2 separate regions of the Homo sapiens genome follow, and region 1 is linked to region 2. The links are chromatin loops, found by intact Hi-C in ENCODE. Cell type or tissue: tibial artery. All regions are shown on one strand. Each heading gives the region's core, and the rest is flanking DNA. Links, peaks and the distances in the headings are about the cores only.

Region 1 (5,319 bases), core at 1-5,000, 58 kb before region 2:
TCACTGAGAGAAGCTCTCTAGACGGAGATAGGCAGGGGGCCCCTGAGAGAGGAGCAGGCCTTGAGCTGCCCAGGACAGAGAGCAGGATGTCAGGGCCATGGTGGGCCCAGGATTCCCCGGCTGGATTCCCCAGTGCTTAACTCTTCCTCCCTTCTCCACAGCTTCCTAACCAAGAGAGGCCGGCAGGTCTGTGCTGACCCCAGTGAGGAGTGGGTCCAGAAATACGTCAGTGACCTGGAGCTGAGTGCCTGAGGGGTCCAGAAGCTTCGAGGCCCAGCGACCTCAGTGGGCCCAGTGGGGAGGAGCAGGAGCCTGAGCCTTGGGAACATGCGTGTGACCTCCACAGCTACCTCTTCTATGGACTGGTTATTGCCAAACAGCCACACTGTGGGACTCTTCTTAACTTAAATTTTAATTTATTTATACTATTTAGTTTTTATAATTTATTTTTGATTTCACAGTGTGTTTGTGATTGTTTGCTCTGAGAGTTCCCCCTGTCCCCTCCACCTTCCCTCACAGTGTGTCTGGTGACAACCGAGTGGCTGTCATCGGCCTGTGTAGGCAGTCATGGCACCAAAGCCACCAGACTGACAAATGTGTATCAGATGCTTTTGTTCAGGGCTGTGATCGGCCTGGGGAAATAATAAAGATGTTCTTTTAAACGGTAAACCAGTATTGAGTTTGGTTTTGTTTTTCTGGCAAATCAAAATCACTGGTTAAGAGGAATCATAGGCAAAGATTAGGAAGAGGTGAAATGGAGGGAAATTGGGAGAGATGGGGAGCGCTGCGACAGAGTTATCCACTTCACAAAATTCTGGAACATTGAAACTACGAATATGTTATAACTCAAATCGTAATATGCACGCTCTAGGAGAATTAACTACTTGAATGGCCACCATTAAGCAGAGTATTCTGTAGGGCATATTCATGATGAATCAAGCTCTTAATAGCAATTATTTACATTGTTGAGGCTTACTCCTCCTACTGAGTGCTTTTTATACATTGTTCATTTAATCTTACCAATGCAATAGTACAGCTTAGGTACTATTAATACCTCCACTTGACAGAAAAGTAACCCAGGGCTCAGAAAGGTTAGACAACTTGGCTGAGGTTACACAGCACGTAAACGGTCAATTGTGTTCCAAAACTGGACTTTTATTGAACTACAGACTATGCTGTTAACCATTGACCAAGTTATTTCCCAAAGTATGACCCGCCTATACTCAAATCTTACCCCATTCTTTAACAGATGATACTTTATCCATTGCAACCACTTCCTGTCAGGATTCTGAGTTGACATAGAGTGTTTCAGCAGTGATTATTTAAGCCAATTACATCAGGATCTTTAGGTGTAGACCTGGGAACTGATATTTTTATCAAGCTCATGAGGTGTTCCATAGCATGTTAATGACTGAGAGCCACTGTCAATAGAATTCACCACTGTTTTCTAAATGTGGTAAGTCTCTGCATATGGCAACAGGTGTATTATACATTATTTCTCTAGAATCTACACTCTACAAAATAAATAGCTAATGTTAGAGAATGAAAAGACAACCAGCTTCTGTGTGGAGCAGGATGCTGTCTATAGGTTTGAAAGGTAAGTTATTTAATAGATGGATTGCTTGCATTATATGTACAAGAAATGCATACTAAGCTAGGGTCCTTTTTGCAGAAGAAAGGGAAATTCAAAATATTTGTGTGAAAACCAAACGTGTTAATTTTTATGAGCTATGCTTATTTCATTTTGTTTAAAATAATCTAATTTCTGTGTCCAAACATGTTTAGAATTGTAGGGCTCAAACTCTTTAAAGCATAATTAAACACTACTACTTAGCAGATATTAAAATGCACATACTATGTGACCTACATCCCATTTGACCTGATCCCATTTCTAGGAATCTGCTTCATAGAAACACTGCCAAAAGATAAGAATATGTAGACATGAGGATATTCTTTCAAGTATGGTTGGTAAAGAGCAAAGAAATGCAAACAGTCATCAGTAGGGGATTAATAAGTAGAGGATTAAGATGTCCATCAATGGAATATTCTGCAGTCAGTAAACAAAAGCAGCACACATCTATAACTGTGGAAAGTGTCCTCAATATTCTAGGTAAAATGCATATCTATTTACATTCAGTATATGCATATATATTCTCTACATATGCTACAAAACTGTCTGTAAAGGATATTATTTTGTTTTTATTTTTAAAAGCCATATACACACATATATTTACATAGGCAAATATTTGGAAAGACACACATCAAATAGCTAACTGTCGTTTCTTTGAGGAAATGAGGCTTTTTTTAAATTTTTTTAGGAATGAGGGTTTTTCCTTTTTATATTCTGCACTTTTAAAACTTTGAGTTATTTTCTGATTAGCTTGCATAGCTTACCTCTCTGGTCTCATCTTACCCTGTTCTTTGATGGGTGATATTCCATCCATCACAACCACTTTCTGGTAGGGATTCTGAGTTGATGCAGAGAGAATAGAGCTCAGCCTGGCTTACAGCATTTTGATGCCATGATGGCTTTCGTATAATGAGGGTACAGCAACAAACACATCCTTTTGACAAGGCTGTTCTCTGTCTCTCTCTTACACACACACACACACACACACACACACACACACACACACGAGCAGCTTTTGTCCCCATAGATGCAGTGAAGGTGTCATCATTCCTTCTTTATTGACTTTCAGGAAAAAAATATAGGGGAATACAATATTTGCCTGCACTGAATTGTTTCACAAGGTCCAGAAACCCAAAGCTAAACAAAGTTTAATCATGCCCAATATTCCCTAAATACAAGTGTTATGAACAAACAGAGTAAGTTAAACACAGACTCCTGTTAGGGAACTGGAGAATGGGAATTGCATTTTTAAGCAGTTCAGCTGATCTGGCAGTCCCTAGCTCTCCTCCCTGGGGGAATGTCCTCCACGGACAATCTGAGATGTGCAATGTGGAGGATCTGCTTTCTGGAGGCTGCTGACTTCCTGTCTGTGTGAGTTAGCCTGAGGTTGCCTTAGGTATTGTGTAATCAGCGACTGTTTGGAACCAGTCTTGTGGTTTCTTTGGCAATGTGACTCCCTTCTAATGTCCATAGGCTACTATTTGCTTCTGATCAATTCCATGGGCCAGGTAGCCAGAAGCAGAGATGTTTTCAGTTACAAAGCTCGAATTTGCATTTTAAATGGGGTTGGGGATAGGCACTTTCTTTTTTCTTTTCTTTTTTTTTTTTTTTTTGAGATGGAGTCTTGTACTGTCTCCTGGGCTGGAGTGCAATGGTGTGATCTTGGCTCACTGCAACCTCAGCCTCCTGGGTTCAAGAGATTCTCCTGCCTCAGCTTCCCAAGTAGCTGAGATTACAGGTGCCTGCCACCAAATCTGGCTAAATTTTTGGATTTTTAGTAGAGACGGGGTTTCACTATGTTGGCCAGGCTGGTCTTGAACTCATGACCTCGTGATCCACCTGCCTCAGCCTCCCAAAGTGCTGGGATTACAGGTGTGAGCCACCGCGCCCAGCCAGGGATGTGCACTTTCTAGCACAGACCTCACTACCAGTGTCACCTCTACCACCAAGTCCCTGGTGAGAGACCTCTGCCTGCATCTTGGCCCATGTGGAGGTGATGAATATTTGACCCTTGGCCTCATTAGGTCTCTCATCTTCCTGTCTCTGCTCATGCTAACTTTATCTTAGAGTAGAAAATTCTGCCATTACAGCCCTTCAAGTCTCCAGATTACTGGGTTCTCAGTCAATAAGTTGGAAGGGCCTTTTTTAGCAAGTTCAATTTCTTCCTTTTTCAATTTCAGATGAGCCCATTTCAAAGCAGCCTAAACTCTTTCTTAAAGGACCTTACTGATGTAATACATAGCTACTAAGTTCCAATATTCAGAATCTTCTTTTTTTTTTTTCTTTTTTGAGACGAAGTCTTGCTCTGTCGCCCAGGCTGGAGTGGAGTGCAGTAGCGCGATCTCAGCCCAGTGCAAGTTCCGCCTCCCAGGTTCACGCCATTCTCCTGCCTCAGCCTCCCAAGTAGCTGGGACTACAGGTGCCCACCACTACGCCCGGCTAATTTTTTGTATTTTTAGTAGAGACGGGGTTTCACCATGTTAGCCAGGATGGTCTTGATCTCCTGACCTCGTGATCTGCCTGCCTCGGCCTCCCAAAGTGCTGGGATTACAGGCGTGAGCCACTGCGCCTGGCCTATATTCAGAATCTTTTCTATCACATTCCTTAATGCTGCAGCGTTGGTATTTGGCACAGGCTTTTAGCACCAAAATAAGACAGACCATAGTTCAACCAGCACGTGCAATACCTTGTAATGGGTATGGCAAAAGGTAGTGCCCAGACAGGACAGCATGGTGAATATCACCTGGGAACATGGGAGAAATGAACATTCTAAGCCCCACTTCCTTTCTTAATGGACTAGGGCCCAGCAACCTGTGTTTTCACAAGGCTCCAGGTAATTCTGATGCATGTAAGGTTTAAAACTCCTTCCATTTCACAAGGTCCTCCCCAAATTACCACTTTCTCATTTCAGCCAGTTCCACACTTCAGTCAGGGCCTGTGACTTTTAACAAACCCTGTGTCTCTGCACAGATGCAGATCTCGTATCTCTCAGGATGCTGGCAGTTTCCAGGCAGAAAGCAAACAAGCAAACCAAACTCAAAGAGGCTTTGAGTAAATGCACGTTGTGGCTCCAAGACTATAGGGCATCGAGGTGGCCCTAGCTCCAGGCAAGGCTGGACGCAGCAGCCCTATGGTATCTCATGAGTCCTCTTTGCTTCTCTTTCTGATCTCCCTTTCCTGTGAGAGGCCCTGGGTGGCTGCCAGTACCTGCCAGTGTTACATGAATCCTTTGTTCATTTTCTGCAAGGAAGAGTGAGTCTGTGATCCCACTGGAAAAAAACATCACTAGGCCCTTTCGGATGTGACTGACTTAGGAACCGAATTTCCTAACCTGTCGCTGTGGTTATGGGGATGGGTTTCATTGATTTGCTTAAGTTAATCAAGGCACATAACTTGAATCTTTGGGTTTACTGAATTTTACATAAACTTAAAGCCTGAGAATGGTGCAGAAGGGAGATTTTCCTGAGGAAATGTGAGTTTCGGGCATCAGGAAACATGCAGAATAGATGCTGGTTAGGAAAAACAAGTTTTCACTATAATGTGTTTGTCTTTTTCCTGTTATTTTTGTCTTCGTGATATAAAAGGCACTAATACTTTGTGTGTGGTAAACATTTCTTCTCCTATGCTCTCTAGATTAGAAACTATTAGTCGTCCACTTTCCTGAATGACTTTATTTTTAATAAGATGCT
Region 2 (5,380 bases), core at 120-5,119:
TTCTGGTTAAAAGTTAGCCTGTGGAAATTTCCAAAATTGAATAATTAAAATAAGGCTATTTCTTCCAGGCTTGTAACTCCAAGGATGAAGAACAACCAGGGCTTGGGGATGGGTGAAGAATCTTCTGAAGAAGTGACCTGGCTACTCTTATAAAGGTCTGTGCTTCCGCCTGCACGGTCATCACTGCTGTTGACATAAAATACAGAATTTATCATGAGCCATTCCCTGCTTAAACACCTACTATGGTGCCCCATTCGAATCCAAGCAGGGTGTTTAAGGTGCTTCAGACTCTGTCTTGATCCTCCTCTTGCAGATTACTCCCTGCCACTACCCTATGGGGAGTCTCTTGCCACATCCTCCATGCTCTAAATCTCTATGGCTTTGGCTCATCCAGGGTGATGTGACTGTTGCTTCCTCTGCCTGGCTTGTCCTCTTCTCTCTGTTAACTCCTGCTCTTTGTCAAGATCTAGCTCAGATTATTATTTCCTCTCTGAAGACTCTTCTTGGTAAAGTTGCTCGCTCTGCACTGCTTCCTCAGATCTTTGTGCACTTGTTACGTGCTTTTTAATTTGTTTTATGGCTCTATCTCCCTAACTAGACTGAAAGCACTTGAGGATGGTGACCTTTTCATAGTCTTTTTGTTATTTGGGCACTTAACACATAGCAGCTGCCCCATGATTGCTGGTCCCTTTTCTTTCTCTCCTCGCCAACCACCCACCCTGTTGTCAGACTGAAATAAGCCCAAAAGTCCATGGAAGTTGGACAGCTGTATTGACAACTGAGCTATGTCCAGGATCAAGCTATCTCTTCTTAACTGCTTAGCATGCTTCTAAGCATGGTTCAGGGAAGCCAGGACAACAGAAGAGTTCAGATAAGGTGGCCAAAAGTCCTGGAATAGTCAAAACAATTCCTGCTTCCCTGTGGTTATCCTAAGGAAGACCAATGTGTCATTTTCCCCTGGGAGCATCTCAGGGGCTGGCTTTTACTTGTTTCAGGAACAACTTTGCACACATGACCACAGCCATTGCTTTGGCATCTCTTTCCCCTAGACAGGATTTGTTTCCTGGGCACATGTTGACACAAATACCATAGGTTCCTTTTGGCAGGTCCAGGTGCCTACCTATTTCAAAAGGTTGTTTTAGGAATGAAACTGGATACTGTTCAAGTTCCAACCACATTGTGACCTCATCCACTACTACCCACCTACCAGGTCCTCACATGTGAACTCTCCCTGCACTCATGATTGCCCTGCCACACGAGTGTTGGTTGGAGTATTGTTTAGAAGCAAATCAGCCTTCAATGTGTACCATGGGCAGCTATTAGGCATGAAAATCTGCCAGCTGCCCTATAATTTCTATGAACAAAGGGATCCCTACAACAAGGGAAAGCTGGATTCCCACAGAAAGAGACTAGGCAAAGGCATTTGGTCCATTTGTATTGTAAGGCCTAAAACTTCAAGAGCTGCCTTAAAGTGCTTTCAAGTTCTCACAGGGTCCAAAGGTCTAACCCTGAGTTCTCCTGCTCTTTGAATGTGCTCCCCCCTCCACCACCCAGTGGGAGAGGCTCCCCACCTGGCTAGTTCCTCTATTATCAGATCAGCTGCACCCACCCAGTTCTTAACCTATGAGTCTCAAGTCCCTGTCAGCCCACAAAAAAAGCTAATCACATCTTCCTGCAGGAGTACTTTTAATGGCAAAAACCACGATTACCCTTGCACCATCCTAATGCAAAGCCTGCCTTCCACAGCCTCTGCTGGTTCACCCTGCTCCCAAGTGGAACCTCTGTGGGTCACTGCATGGCATGCAGTATCCTCCTCCCTCAGGCTGTGAGTATAGGTGACACTAATTCTATGTGCTATTCATCTCATCTCTTCAGTGTCAGGTGTCATGGGTTCAGCCATCTCACACTATTTAAAGTGGGGGACCCGTCCTTCACTGATGGAGTGGACAGGTGATCAGAGAACCATCCCACCAAGAGAAAGACCCTCTTGAGGCCCTCCATCTCTGCATGTCAGGTTCACAGTAAGTCTTAACGGTGCCAAACATAAGCCCTTATGCCACTCTTCTCTTCTCTTATCACCTTTGCACCCTTCTCCAACCCACACACATGCATACACTGGGCCCCTGACTTCCCTCTTCCTAGCTTCTCTTTCTGCTATTAACTGGCAGTTGCTGCCTAAACTCGCCAACCACCTTGAGAGTTGTGAGAGGATAGCCCGGCAGCCTGTAGCTGTATGCTGGGGGTGGGGAGGGCTGAAAGGAAGAGGACGTCCACCCTCCCAATGTCAAGTTGCTGAGTGAAGTCTCCTTTGATGACAATGCAGTAGGGCTAAAGTGGACTAAAATTTGCTTTCTCTCTCTCAGGCTGTGAGACAGAGCATAGAACCTGTGTCAGGTCACAGGAGAGTGATCCCCCAACACTTTGGGCCATGTTCCAACCCTGCCTGCCCCAATTCCCATTGTGTAAAATCCATCTGCAACCTATGCCAGGTGGGTGGAGAATCTTCCCTCCAGGTTAATTCAACTTCCTAGGATATAGAGGCTGTGAGATTAAATAGGAGCCCCTAGTGAATGGGGACTCAATTGTACTCACCTTTTCCTTGGGCAGGCAGTTGGGGCTGCAGACACAACACTCACACAGCAATGTACTGGGAAGATCTTCTGAAGACACAGATTCAAGACAAATATGTATCTCTCTGACCATGAAGAGGGATGTTAGAACCCCAGAACAGAGATAATATGTTTTGCAAGGACACAAATACTATGGGGCCTGTTGTGGAGGTGTAATAATTCTTTTTCAAACATTCAAACATTCAAATAATTCTTTCTTCAAACATTCTTTTTCCTCTGTGCCAGGGCTCCATTCAGGCTATAAGATATGTGGCTACCATATGTTCCCTGGTGGAGGTGAATATGGTTAGGATGGGACCGAAGAATAAGGTTGGCAAATGTGTAGCTCCTAAAATTTCAAAAAAAAAAAAAAAGTTTTTTTTTTTTTTTTTTTTTTGAGATGCAATCTCACTCTGTCACCCAGGCTGGAGTGCTGTGGTGCAATCTCAGCTCACTGCAACCTCTGCCTCCCGGGTTCAAGCGATTCTCCTGCCTCAGCCTCCCGGGTAGCTGGGATTACAGGCATGTACCACTATGCCCAGCTAATATTTTTGTATTGTTAGTAAAGACAGGGTTTCACTATGTTGGCCAGGCTAGTCTTGAGCTCCTGACCTCAGCTGATCCACCCACCCTGGCCTCCCGAAGTGCTGGGATTACAGGCATGAGCCACCTCGCCTGGTGTAAAAATCCAAATTTAAGATACAAATATTTTGGGAGAAGATGCAATCGGGAGCAAGAGAGTGAGAAGTAATTGTAAGAGTGCTGTCTCCTGACTCTTGCCCCACTGGCCAGAGTCCTGGGATGGGGTATAACTAGACCCTGCCTTCATGTTTGGGGGTCTTGGAGTAGAAGATTCCAGGTTTTTTTTTTTTATTTATTTAGGCAGGACCCTCAATGATAGAAAGTCTTATAGATAAGTTCCACAGTGTAACCATGGAGAGGAGGCATCCCTATATCAAAACTGGAGGTGCAGTATGCCTAAACATGAGCAGGGCAGAGGCAGCTCTCTGATTTTCCATGAGCACAGAGTATCATGGGAGGATCAACTTAATCATCTGATTCCCCTGAGAGGAAGACCGAAGTTAATTGAAAAACAGCTGATGGACTTGTAAAAGGTAGCCATGACCAGTACAAAAGAGCAGTCTTTGCTTACGATTTCACCAGAGCATGCCTAAAGCCTGGAAAATTGCCAGCAGTCTAAAAAGTGGATGTTCTGTTGACTTAGCAACTATTCCCAGCTATAAAAGGAAATAGCACTACTGCTGTACAATGTAGACAGTGTGGAAAAAACAGTATGAATGGAACTCAGATTATTCCTGGGGTCTCTCCTTGCTTTACTGTGTCAGTGTGTATAAGCTCATGAAAGATGTCTATAACTCTGTACAGGTTGGGTCATCAAGGGCTCAGATCTCCTCCAGAATAAAAATCTGAGTCATTCCACCAGAAAAAATTGCACCAATCAATCGAGGGGGTGGCTGAAGGCAAAGGGAACATGGATTGGATAAGCGGAGGCAGGAATTTGTTACAATAAGCTACAGCCTCACAACCAGTTTCAGAAATACTCTCCATCTACCCATATTTCATTTTTTATTGTTGGGTATATGTTTCTGTATTTAATCTTCTTTTCTCTTTCTTCTCCCATTTTCTCACTATTATAACTAGGTGAGTTAGTGGTGGTTGACTTTTAGTATATTTCATAGGATATGAAATATCAGTACAGGATCACAAAAGAACAAGAGATGAAGTGGGCACTATCAGGAGATCCTGAACTTGGAGCTGAATGAAAATAGCAAGTATTGGGCTGTCTTTGGGGACAAGATGAGTGGATTTTCAGTAGTACAGGGGCATATGCAGCAGTACCTGCATTATATTAGGTAGGGTTTGAATCCAAGGGAATGTACGAATATGCAGGCAGAGTTTGGGAATATTCCCAGCAGTGCTGATGCAGCCAGGAGTCCAGCAGTGGTGGTGAGTATTCAGGGTATTAATACAGCATTGGCACATGTCAGAGTCTTCTTGCTGTATGGACATGTACATAGCTATATTCTGTATTGCCCGACGCCTTTGTTTGCTGCCTATCACACCTTCCTATCAATTTTCCATGCTACTCTTAACATTCCAATAAGTAGGGTCAGTTTCAGTTATTTGCATAAAAACCTTTTGCCTGGTTAGCTCCCAGAACTGTGAACTCCTACAAATGCTCAAAGGGTGCTATGTTCTCACAGTCCTCCCTGCCCCAGAATCAACTAATACTGGGAGTAATTGGAGAGAGTTCTCCTCTCACCACAGGACTTAGTATGGGTTGAGGAAGAGATAACATTGAGGCAGGAGTAAATACACAGAGACTGTGAGCAACCTATTCACACAGATCATTTCTGCCTTGGGGTCTGCTCAGGCCCAGTCACACTTTTAGCTTTTCCATTTGACGGGGTGTTGCTGGACATGCCCTACTTGATGGCTAAGTGGATCAGATAACACCCAGCTCACATGGGTGGTAATGTCACACATGAATGGTTGGGCATTCAGTCTTTTCAGAGTTTTAGCTAGTTCTACAAAAAAGAGTAGGTACTTTCCACAGAGAACAGGAACTTGCTCCAAAACCCTAGGGGCTTTCACTGTGATTCTTCTGTCAGGGTTTTCCGGTTCTATACAGCATTCCTGAGCAACTCCAGACATTTTGTGTATCAAAGACCTATTGGTTTATGAGGGCCAAGAGTCAGAGCTACACAAATTTCAGTTTGAGTCAACCAGAGAGACATTGGTTTTTCTTG

What was found. Hi-C counts contacts between places; a loop is a spot of excess contacts. Peaks named below come from ENCODE experiments on the same cell type or tissue, not always from the same donor. Only the 100,000 strongest peaks of a DNase experiment are listed, where the experiment ranks them.
Region 1: a loop joins it to region 2, with 5 times the contacts of the local background. A loop is called at or near these places in 8 of 110 quality-filtered maps.

The regions. Positions count from the first base shown.
Region 1 is chr17:36,190,219-36,195,537 of GRCh38, reverse strand. CCL3L3 (C-C motif chemokine ligand 3 like 3) reads left to right here. Exons shown (of 3, transcript NM_001001437.4): 3 at 162-669. The coding sequence ends at 252. It overlaps LOC128966706 (a long non-coding RNA gene), which reads right to left and starts at 2,706. Exons shown (of 2, transcript XR_008485584.1): 1 at 2,395-2,706. In tibial artery, for the core only: no CTCF peak of the experiment used is centred there; a DNase peak (open chromatin) is centred at 2,978; H3K27me3 peaks cover 325 bases.
Region 2 is chr17:36,132,431-36,137,810 of GRCh38, reverse strand. LOC101927369 (a long non-coding RNA gene) reads left to right here. Exons shown (of 3, transcript XR_243796.5): 2 at 69-155. LOC107985055 (a long non-coding RNA gene) reads right to left here and starts at 2,660. Exons shown (of 2, transcript XR_001752867.2): 1 at 2,593-2,660; 2 at 1-186. In tibial artery, for the core only: no CTCF peak of the experiment used is centred there; no DNase peak of the experiment used is centred there; H3K27me3 peaks cover 984 bases.